Linked DNA regions of Homo sapiens: region 2 is linked to region 1. Evidence: chromatin contacts called from ENCODE Hi-C or POLR2A ChIA-PET data. All regions are on one chromosome and are shown on one strand. The core of a region is the stretch at or near the end of the contact, and the rest is flanking DNA. Distances in the headings are between cores, read along the strand shown. Region 1 holds the start of CCNA2 (cyclin A2). Region 2 holds the start of PLK4 (polo like kinase 4).

The links. Hi-C counts contacts between places; a loop is a spot of excess contacts on that map. ChIA-PET counts read pairs that join two places held with the same protein, here RNA polymerase II (POLR2A). Pooled maps may share reads with other maps.
Region 2: a loop to region 1 is called in a map of naive thymus-derived CD4-positive, alpha-beta T cell, with 10 times the contacts of the local background. The contact joins the promoter of PLK4 here to the promoter of CCNA2 in region 1. A Hi-C loop is called at or near these places in 1 of 168 maps with a recorded cell type or tissue (naive thymus-derived CD4-positive, alpha-beta T cell), 3 of 37 single-sample maps with no recorded cell type and 9 of 50 pooled maps. POLR2A ChIA-PET finds 5 or more read pairs at or near these places in 1 of 52 experiments (activated T-cell).

The regions. Positions count from the first base shown.
Region 1 is chr4:121,821,008-121,825,249 of GRCh38, reverse strand. CCNA2 (cyclin A2) reads left to right here and starts at 1,367. Exons shown (of 8, transcript NM_001237.5): 1 at 1,367-1,834; 2 at 2,604-2,847; 3 at 4,159-4,242. The coding sequence starts at 1,622. It overlaps BBS7 (Bardet-Biedl syndrome 7), which reads left to right. Exons shown (of 19, transcript NM_176824.3): 19 at 1-921. RefSeq lists enhancers at 1,519-1,588, 1,779-1,828.
Region 2 is chr4:127,878,761-127,882,797 of GRCh38, reverse strand. It overlaps PLK4 (polo like kinase 4), which reads right to left and starts at 1,905. Exons shown (of 16, transcript NM_014264.5): 1 at 1,634-1,905; 2 at 872-967. The coding sequence starts at 1,663. RefSeq lists an enhancer at 1,582-1,821.

The DNA.
Region 1 (4,242 bases), core at 118-2,617:
GATATTCCTTTTGCTTGGTAGTGTTTTATGACTCTGCTGCAGTTTGTGGAAATGCTGGACTTGGCTCAGTGCTATAAATTGTAGCCAGGAAATAAGAAGAGCTTACACAGAGTCGGGGGATCTTAATTAGACATGCTGTAACCAGTGGAGCTATTCAGCGTGCTTCAAGTGAAGAGTGCAGAAATAGTGATGCCATCTTAGATTTTCCTACACTAGTATCTTCTAGATCTCTTTTTATCATATATGACATTAAGGCTACAGAAGTTTTGTGCATTAATCTTAATTCATATTTATTAATTTCAAGGGAATATTGAAAGGTTTTAAAATGGCATACAGATAATGGAAAATAAGCTTTATGTTTCAAGAAGGGCAGACTCACGAATTTTTTAGAAAACAGTGCTTCTTAATGATATGCTATTATACTTATTAGTTATGTGCAAGCTTTGTATATTCTTATATTTATATATAAATATAAAAATTTGTTAAAGGCACGTATAGTTAAGAGAGTTTTATTTTAATAAGGTCATATTGTTTTTACTATGTTTAAAAAACTTTACTTCTGAAAGGAACATAATTATATCTAGGTCACTAGAACGTCATTGTGTTTTTTGTTGGTTGCCACAGCTTGGGGAAAAATAGAAAAAAATTAATGACTGTATTTGAATATTTTGTAATGCACTGCTATTTATTATATATATCAACAGTAGTTCAAGGTGCCATCTTAAATTAATTGCATCTTCATTAGGAAAAATAAAAAGCATAAAACACAATTTCTGGTTACTATGAATAAACGCCTAAATGTTAAGATGACATTACAGTCTTGACACTTGAGTACTGTATTACTATGTGAGCTCCGTGTTAAATAATTTATGCACATTATTTAATCCTAACAACCATATGACTGTAGTTATTAGTCCCTATTAACACATAAGAAAACGGAGAATCGGAGATACTGAAAAACGTGCCCCAGATTTTAGACCTTTGGAAAAAGTCACTTAAGCTAACTAGACGTCCCAGAGCTAAAGGCTGGGCAACCCAAATGATAGTCGCCAAAGTTTAATTCCGTTTAATTCCCTAAAAGGCTTAGAGTCAGCCTTCGGACAGCCTCGCTCACTAGGTGGCTCAGCTTAAAATAATCGGAAGCGTCGGGCCCTAAATCCTACCTCTCCCCGCCCCGCGCAGGCGTTTTCTCCCGCCCCAGCCAGTTTGTTTCTCCCTCCTGCCCCGCCCCTGCTCAGTTTCCTTTGGTTTACCCTTCACTCGCCTGCGACCCTGTCGCCTTGAATGACGTCAAGGCCGCGAGCGCTTTCATTGGTCCATTTCAATAGTCGCGGGATACTTGAACTGCAAGAACAGCCGCCGCTCCGGCGGGCTGCTCGCTGCATCTCTGGGCGTCTTTGGCTCGCCACGCTGGGCAGTGCCTGCCTGCGCCTTTCGCAACCTCCTCGGCCCTGCGTGGTCTCGAGCTGGGTGAGCGAGCGGGCGGGCTGGTAGGCTGGCCTGGGCTGCGACCGGCGGCTACGACTATTCTTTGGCCGGGTCGGTGCGAGTGGTCGGCTGGGCAGAGTGCACGCTGCTTGGCGCCGCAGGCTGATCCCGCCGTCCACTCCCGGGAGCAGTGATGTTGGGCAACTCTGCGCCGGGGCCTGCGACCCGCGAGGCGGGCTCGGCGCTGCTAGCATTGCAGCAGACGGCGCTCCAAGAGGACCAGGAGAATATCAACCCGGAAAAGGCAGCGCCCGTCCAACAACCGCGGACCCGGGCCGCGCTGGCGGTACTGAAGTCCGGGAACCCGCGGGGTCTAGCGCAGCAGCAGAGGCCGAAGACGAGACGGGTAAAGGGATGCGGGATATCTGCAGGAGGGTGGGTCGAGCAGGGTTTGGCATTGGCTTAGCAGGCAGAGAAGAGTGGCGAGAAGGCATGTCCTGGGCTTTTGGAAGGGGGCCAGGGTCTGGAGTGCAGTTGGTGCTGGTGTGTGGTTTGCCACAGTAGGAGTTCTCCCATATTAGCATCAGGACCCCGCCAACACTGTGTGTATGCTGCCGGTCTGCTCTCTATAGGGGGCATCTGCCTGTACATAATGGGGTCAAACCAAGCTCTAAAACGTGTAGTCTTCGCTCAGCTCCGCGCCTTTCTCTCCACTTTTAAACCCCAGGCACTGCTGTAGGACTCTGACCCCTATCCTCCTCACGCTTAAGAGATGACCTCTACTTTAGAAAAGCGTGTACAAAATACTTTGCTTTTGGCAAATTCCGCCATTTTAGCCGGATTTGCTCTGTTGCTCCACCCTCGGGCGACAGTGGTGAACCAACAATTTTTTTGCTGTCTTTCCTAAACTTGTCACGTATTGGCCTGTCACCCGACCCTTCTTGTGGCCCTGATAAGTTTTGCATAATTCCACCTAGTGTTATCTATTGATAGCCTTTGTGGGAATGCCTGTGACAAATGGGAACATCCCTTCTCTTTTGAATACTGAAACTCTTCTTTGTCCCAGAAAGTTTAATTCCTGATAGAGTATTTGGGAGAAAAAGCAAAGGCCAACACCCATAAGAGAAAGAATGCAAGACTAGTAGGCTCAAAGCCAGTTATTAATTTTTTTTTAGGTTGCACCCCTTAAGGATCTTCCTGTAAATGATGAGCATGTCACCGTTCCTCCTTGGAAAGCAAACAGTAAACAGCCTGCGTTCACCATTCATGTGGATGAAGCAGAAAAAGAAGCTCAGAAGAAGCCAGCTGAATCTCAAAAAATAGAGCGTGAAGATGCCCTGGCTTTTAATTCAGCCATTAGTTTACCTGGACCCAGAAAACCATTGGTCCCTCTTGATTATCCAATGGATGGTAGTTTTGGTAAGTTTTAAGGAAAATCTGTGTGGAATTACGGTAATTATAATTATTAGATGATATTAATGATTTGCATTTTAAGATGTCTTATGTAGTCATTTTGACTATAGTGAGTTAGGTTTAATGTAACAAGGCTTAGAAAGGATGTGACTTATCTCAGATCTCACAGCTAACACTTGACTTGGTGACATACAAAAAGATCCTTATCCAGTGCTCTTTCAGGTTCACTGCCAGTCACATCAATCTAATTATAATTAGATCTTAAATGCTTATTTTAATCTGATCCCATAAATGTGTTCTTGGTTGGGAGAATAGATTTCAGTTTTATTTAACTCACTTATATATCACTTAGTGCTATTTGAAGATGCAGTCTTAAATATTGTGATTACATAACGTCTCTTCCAGTTTTATAATTTTGTTTCTATAAAACCAGTCTGGATTAGCATCTGATACCAGAAAGTGACACTTTTCCTCCTACAAGTAAATAGTTGTACCATGGCTGTTTACTCTTACCCATGTATTAAAGTAGCTTCTGTAAACAGCTCTTTGCAGTTTGTACTATTTCTTTGCCCTAGGGATATTGAGTCACTGGACAGCTCACTAAATCCAATCTCATTTTAGTTTTAGTTGTATTGATTGTGAGGAAGGAGGGGTGAGCAGGAAAAGTCCTTTGGAAATAATAATTTGTGTGTTTTTATCAAAATTTTGCAGAAAATGTTTAATCTCAAGGTGATCTTTGAAGTGAAAGGAATAATGGATGATACTCTTTGCTTCAAAATAATTTATACTACAAAAAATAAATTATTTATAGTGTTAATCCATTTGCCCATAACAAACCTAATTTCTTAATAACACTTGTTAATAGAGGCCATTTAACTGATGCTAGCTATTGCCTACTTGTGCTTTATATATGTCAGACTCTGGGATCTGCAGTTTCTCTTGGGACAAATCTTAGATATTATCTCAAAACTTGGATTTTAAAAGTGTTCTGTCCTAACAGAACCACCATGCCATTTGCTCCTTTCTGTTGTGGAAGATGGATACTTTAAGATAATACCTGATTCTCATTTTCCTGTTAGGGGCCTACCAATATGTTTTTTTTTTTTTCCCTCATTAACTAAAATCATTCCAAAGTTCTATGTACAGAGATACTGAGACTAGGGTAAAATATTCTACATATTTTGTCATGAGAAGCTCTTTTTAGTTTGAAGAAATAAGTGCTTTGTTAATATGAGATTCCTTCCATGGCAGTCATTTTTAGCTATTAAACTAAATAGGCAAACAATTAATTTAATCATATCTTTTGAATTGTCCCAGAGTCACCACATACTATGGACATGTCAATTATATTAGAAGATGAAAAGCCAGTGAGTGTTAATGAAGTACCAGACTACCATGAGG
Region 2 (4,037 bases), core at 656-3,155, 6.1 Mb before region 1:
CAGGCACATGCCACCACGCTTGGCTAATTTTTTTTTTTGAGATGGGAATTTAGCTCTTGTTGCCTGGGCTGGAGTGCAATGGCGCGATCTCAGCTCACCACAACCTCTGCCTCCCGGGTTCAAGCGATTCTCCTGCTCAGCCTTCAGAGTAGCTGGGATTACAGGTGTGCAGCACCACACCCGGCTAATTTGGTATTTTTAGTAGAGATGGGGTTTCTCCATGTTGGTCAGGCTGGTCTTGAACTACCGACCTCAGGTGATCCACCCGCCTCGGCCTCCCAAAGTGCTGGGATTACAGGCGTGAGCCACCGTGCCCAGCAGCAGCTAATTTTTGTATTTTTGGTAGAGAGGAGGTTTCACCATGTTGCACAGTTGTTTTCAAACTCCTGAGCTCAGGTGATCCACCTGCCTCAGCCTCCCAAAGCGTTGAGATTACAGGTGTGAGCCACCCACCCGGCTGACAAATAATTCTTAATTTGCTTATGTTTATGTTACTCCTATTAGGCTGACTTCTAACAATCAAGAATAATATTTTGTATGTTACAGGGAAATACAAAATTATACACAGTGAACTATAAACAAATTATTTGTTAGTTGATTTCTACTCATTACTCCAAGTATGGATAATTACACCACATACGAGGTCTACTGAACATTAATGAAGATAAAACTTACTTAAGCAAGGTCAAGGCTTTCCTAAAATATTTTTAAGTTCAACGGCTGGACTTGGCACTATTGTCTTCTGCCTATGTAAAGTGTTCCTTACACTATAATCAAAGGAAAGGCTAGTAGACAAGGAGTTTCTGACATCTCTGATACCTCTCTAGTTACTTGCAAAGTACAGGAGAGAAGTTGATTAGTTTATTCTTACCATTTTGATTGCAACTTCCAAACCAGTGTGAATGGACTCAGCTCTGTAGACACCAGCAAATGATCCTTTACCAAGCAGATTTCCAACTTTAAAATCCTTAAAAGTTAAAATTAAAGATTATGTGTGATGACTCACAGTAGAAAGGAAGATGGGAAGGGGCTGGAAAAAGAAGATAAAATGGATCGAGTGGGGAATTTGACAAAATTCAAGCGGGTATTACACCTCGATGCAGCAGGTGTCTAGGGTGGAAGGCATGTTGACTCCGTGCGGGGATACCTGCGCTTCCAGGCTGGACTGGAAGCTCAGGGTGATGGTGCACCCTAGTGATCTGGTTCCTCAACCTCAGTGCAGCCTAAGCGCCCTCCTCCCATCTCCAGCCAATCCCCGGGAGCGGAGGGCTCGGTCAGAATCCCGCCGCAGCTCCCGCCGGAGATAACCGCCATCCCCTTGGAGAAGTGGGAGGTAGCCCTGCCCTGCTCTAACGCGGTAGCTCGGGCGGGATTGCTGAAAGAAAGCCGCAGTGCCTCGGGACACTGCCGGGCGGGGAGGGACTCACCTGTCCCGCCTTCCCTACTCTTGTCTCTTGAGGGGCGGGCCGCTCCGCCCCTAAACAGCAGGGGTCTGGGCCGTTGGGACCCTCCCTAAGCACCTCGGTGCCCGCCCCGCAGCCGTTAGCTTCGTTCGCTCCCCTTCCCACAGCGGTCTCGTGTCCTCCCACAATTACTCCCACCCGCCCCGCTGCAGACTGCCGAGTCTTTTCACCTCGATCTTCTCCCCGATGCAGGTCGCCATATTTCCAGGCTCTGGCCTGGGTTCTCCGGATTAGCTTCCTTCACGCAGTCCCTTCGAGGCAGCGCTCCAAGCAGCCAGCCGGCCTTGGCGCCCATCAGGCTCGGCTCTCTAAACCGCCGCTCCAGGCGACGACGCTGAAACCACGGAAAGTTCTCCCTGACACCTTCCGAGGCCTGGGCGGTGCCTCTGGGCTCCCATTTTGAAAATCTCCCGCCGCTTGCCGTCCGAGCTAGGCTGGTGGTGACGTAACGAGATGGATCGCTCCGGATAGGCTGCGCCGGGGCGCGCATGCGCGGCAGACCTTCCTTTGCGGCCGGCCCAGGGTTCTAGACTTCGGGGCCAAGGGCCGGAAGCGCTGCGGAGAGTTTAGTTCGGGCGGGAGGCTGTCTCGGGCCCACTCTCGGAAGAACTTCTGCAAGACGGGTAAAAGAGCAGGCCTTAAAGATGGGACACTTATGGCTGATCGGTTACTTCACGGTCCGAAATACCACTTCTAATTCCGGAAAGGGTTTAAAACTATTTTAAAATGTCAAGCGTTTAAGACTTGACGGAACAGGGCAAAAAACATTACCTTCCTTTAAGGAACACCGTTTACACCACTACCGCTTATTCCGTAGTTTGTTATAACTGTAGTTAATGTGTACGGTACCTTAAGAAAACGAACTCCATTCTTTATTTTGGCAAACTCCTAAGTATTTAATATTATAATGTCATTTGTATAATAATTTACAGTTAGATCTCTCATACACATAATTTGTATGGATCAAAAGAGACCTCTGTAAGTTTGGGATGGTGTTTTGCAGGTGAGAAAAGTGTGATGCTTAAGGAAGGATATTTAACAAACAGAAGTAGCGCACAAACTTAGATCTTCTGTTATTAAGTGAAAGCTCTTTTCCTTGATGTTAGTGTGTATTTCTTTTTCTTTTTCTTTTTTCTTTTGAGATGGAGTCTCGCTCTGTCGCCCAGGCTGGAGTGCAGTGACTCGATCTCGGCTCACTGCAGCCTCCATCTCCTGGGTTCCAGCGATTCTCCTTCCTCAGTCTCCCGGGTAGCTGGGATTTACAGGTACGCGCCACCACGACTGGCTAATTTTTGTATTTTTAGTAGAGACGGGGTTTCACCATGTTGGCCAGGCTGGTCTCGAACTCCTGACCTCAGGTGATCCGCCTGCGTCGGCTTCCCAAAGTGCTAGGAATACAGGCGTGAGCCTCCATGCCCGGCCCATTTTTTTTTTTAAACTTTTTAGTTTCAAATAATTTTAAGCTTACAGAAAAGTTGTAAAAATAATAGAGAACTCCTGTTGTCCTTTACTCAGATTAACCAATTCTTAACATTTTGCCACACTTGTTTTTACTATTCTTCATGTGTAATATACATGTATAAATATATAAATAAGCCTATTATTTGTATTTTATGAATCATTCTAAAATAGGTTACATACACTATGCTCTTATACCCCTTATTTCTAAAGTGTGAATTTCTTAAGAACCAGGGTATCCTCTTGTATGTTTATCAAATTAAGGATATTTAGCATTGATACAATATTTATATTTAATCTAATCTACAGTTCATATTCCGATTTGTCAATTGTTCCAGTAATGTCTTTATTTAACATTTTTTCCTTCCAGTATAGATCTAGTACAGGATCACATACCGTATTTAGTTACCATATCTTTTTAATTTCCTTTAATATGGAAGAGTTCCTCAGCATTTGTATTTTTGTGACATTGAGATTTTTGAAGAGTGCAGGCCAATTATTTATCATTCGTTCATTTGTTCATTCCAGTATTACTGAGGTATAGTTGACAAAAATTGTATTTATTCAAGTTGTACAGCATGATGATTTCATATACATTGTGAAATGATTACAACAATCAAATTAACACATTGTCACCACTCTTAGGAGTGTGTGTGTGTGTGTGTGTGTGTGTTAAGGGCCAGTTATTTTACAGAATCTTCCCTACTTTGGGTTTGTCTCGTGTTTCCTCATGATTAGATTCAGGTTATGTATTCCTGATTGTAATATTACATACATGAGGTTATATTCTTTCCAAGAGACCACATTTGGAGGCACGTGATATTGTTTGTCTCTCATTAGTGATGTTAATTTGATCCCAGTTTCTCCACTGTATAAATTGCTGGTTTTCTACTTGCAACTAATAAGCAATCTATGGGGGAGACACTTGAATTTCCTGCAAATATTCTGCTCCTCAGCAAACCCCTCTCTCACAATTTAGCAGTATTATTGATTTTTCCTAAACTAGTCTTTACTATGATAGTTACAAAATGATAATTGTTCTCTTTCCATATGTATTAGAAACAATTTTGCCAAAAAGATGAGCCCCGCCTGGTGTGGTGGCTCAAGTCTGTGATC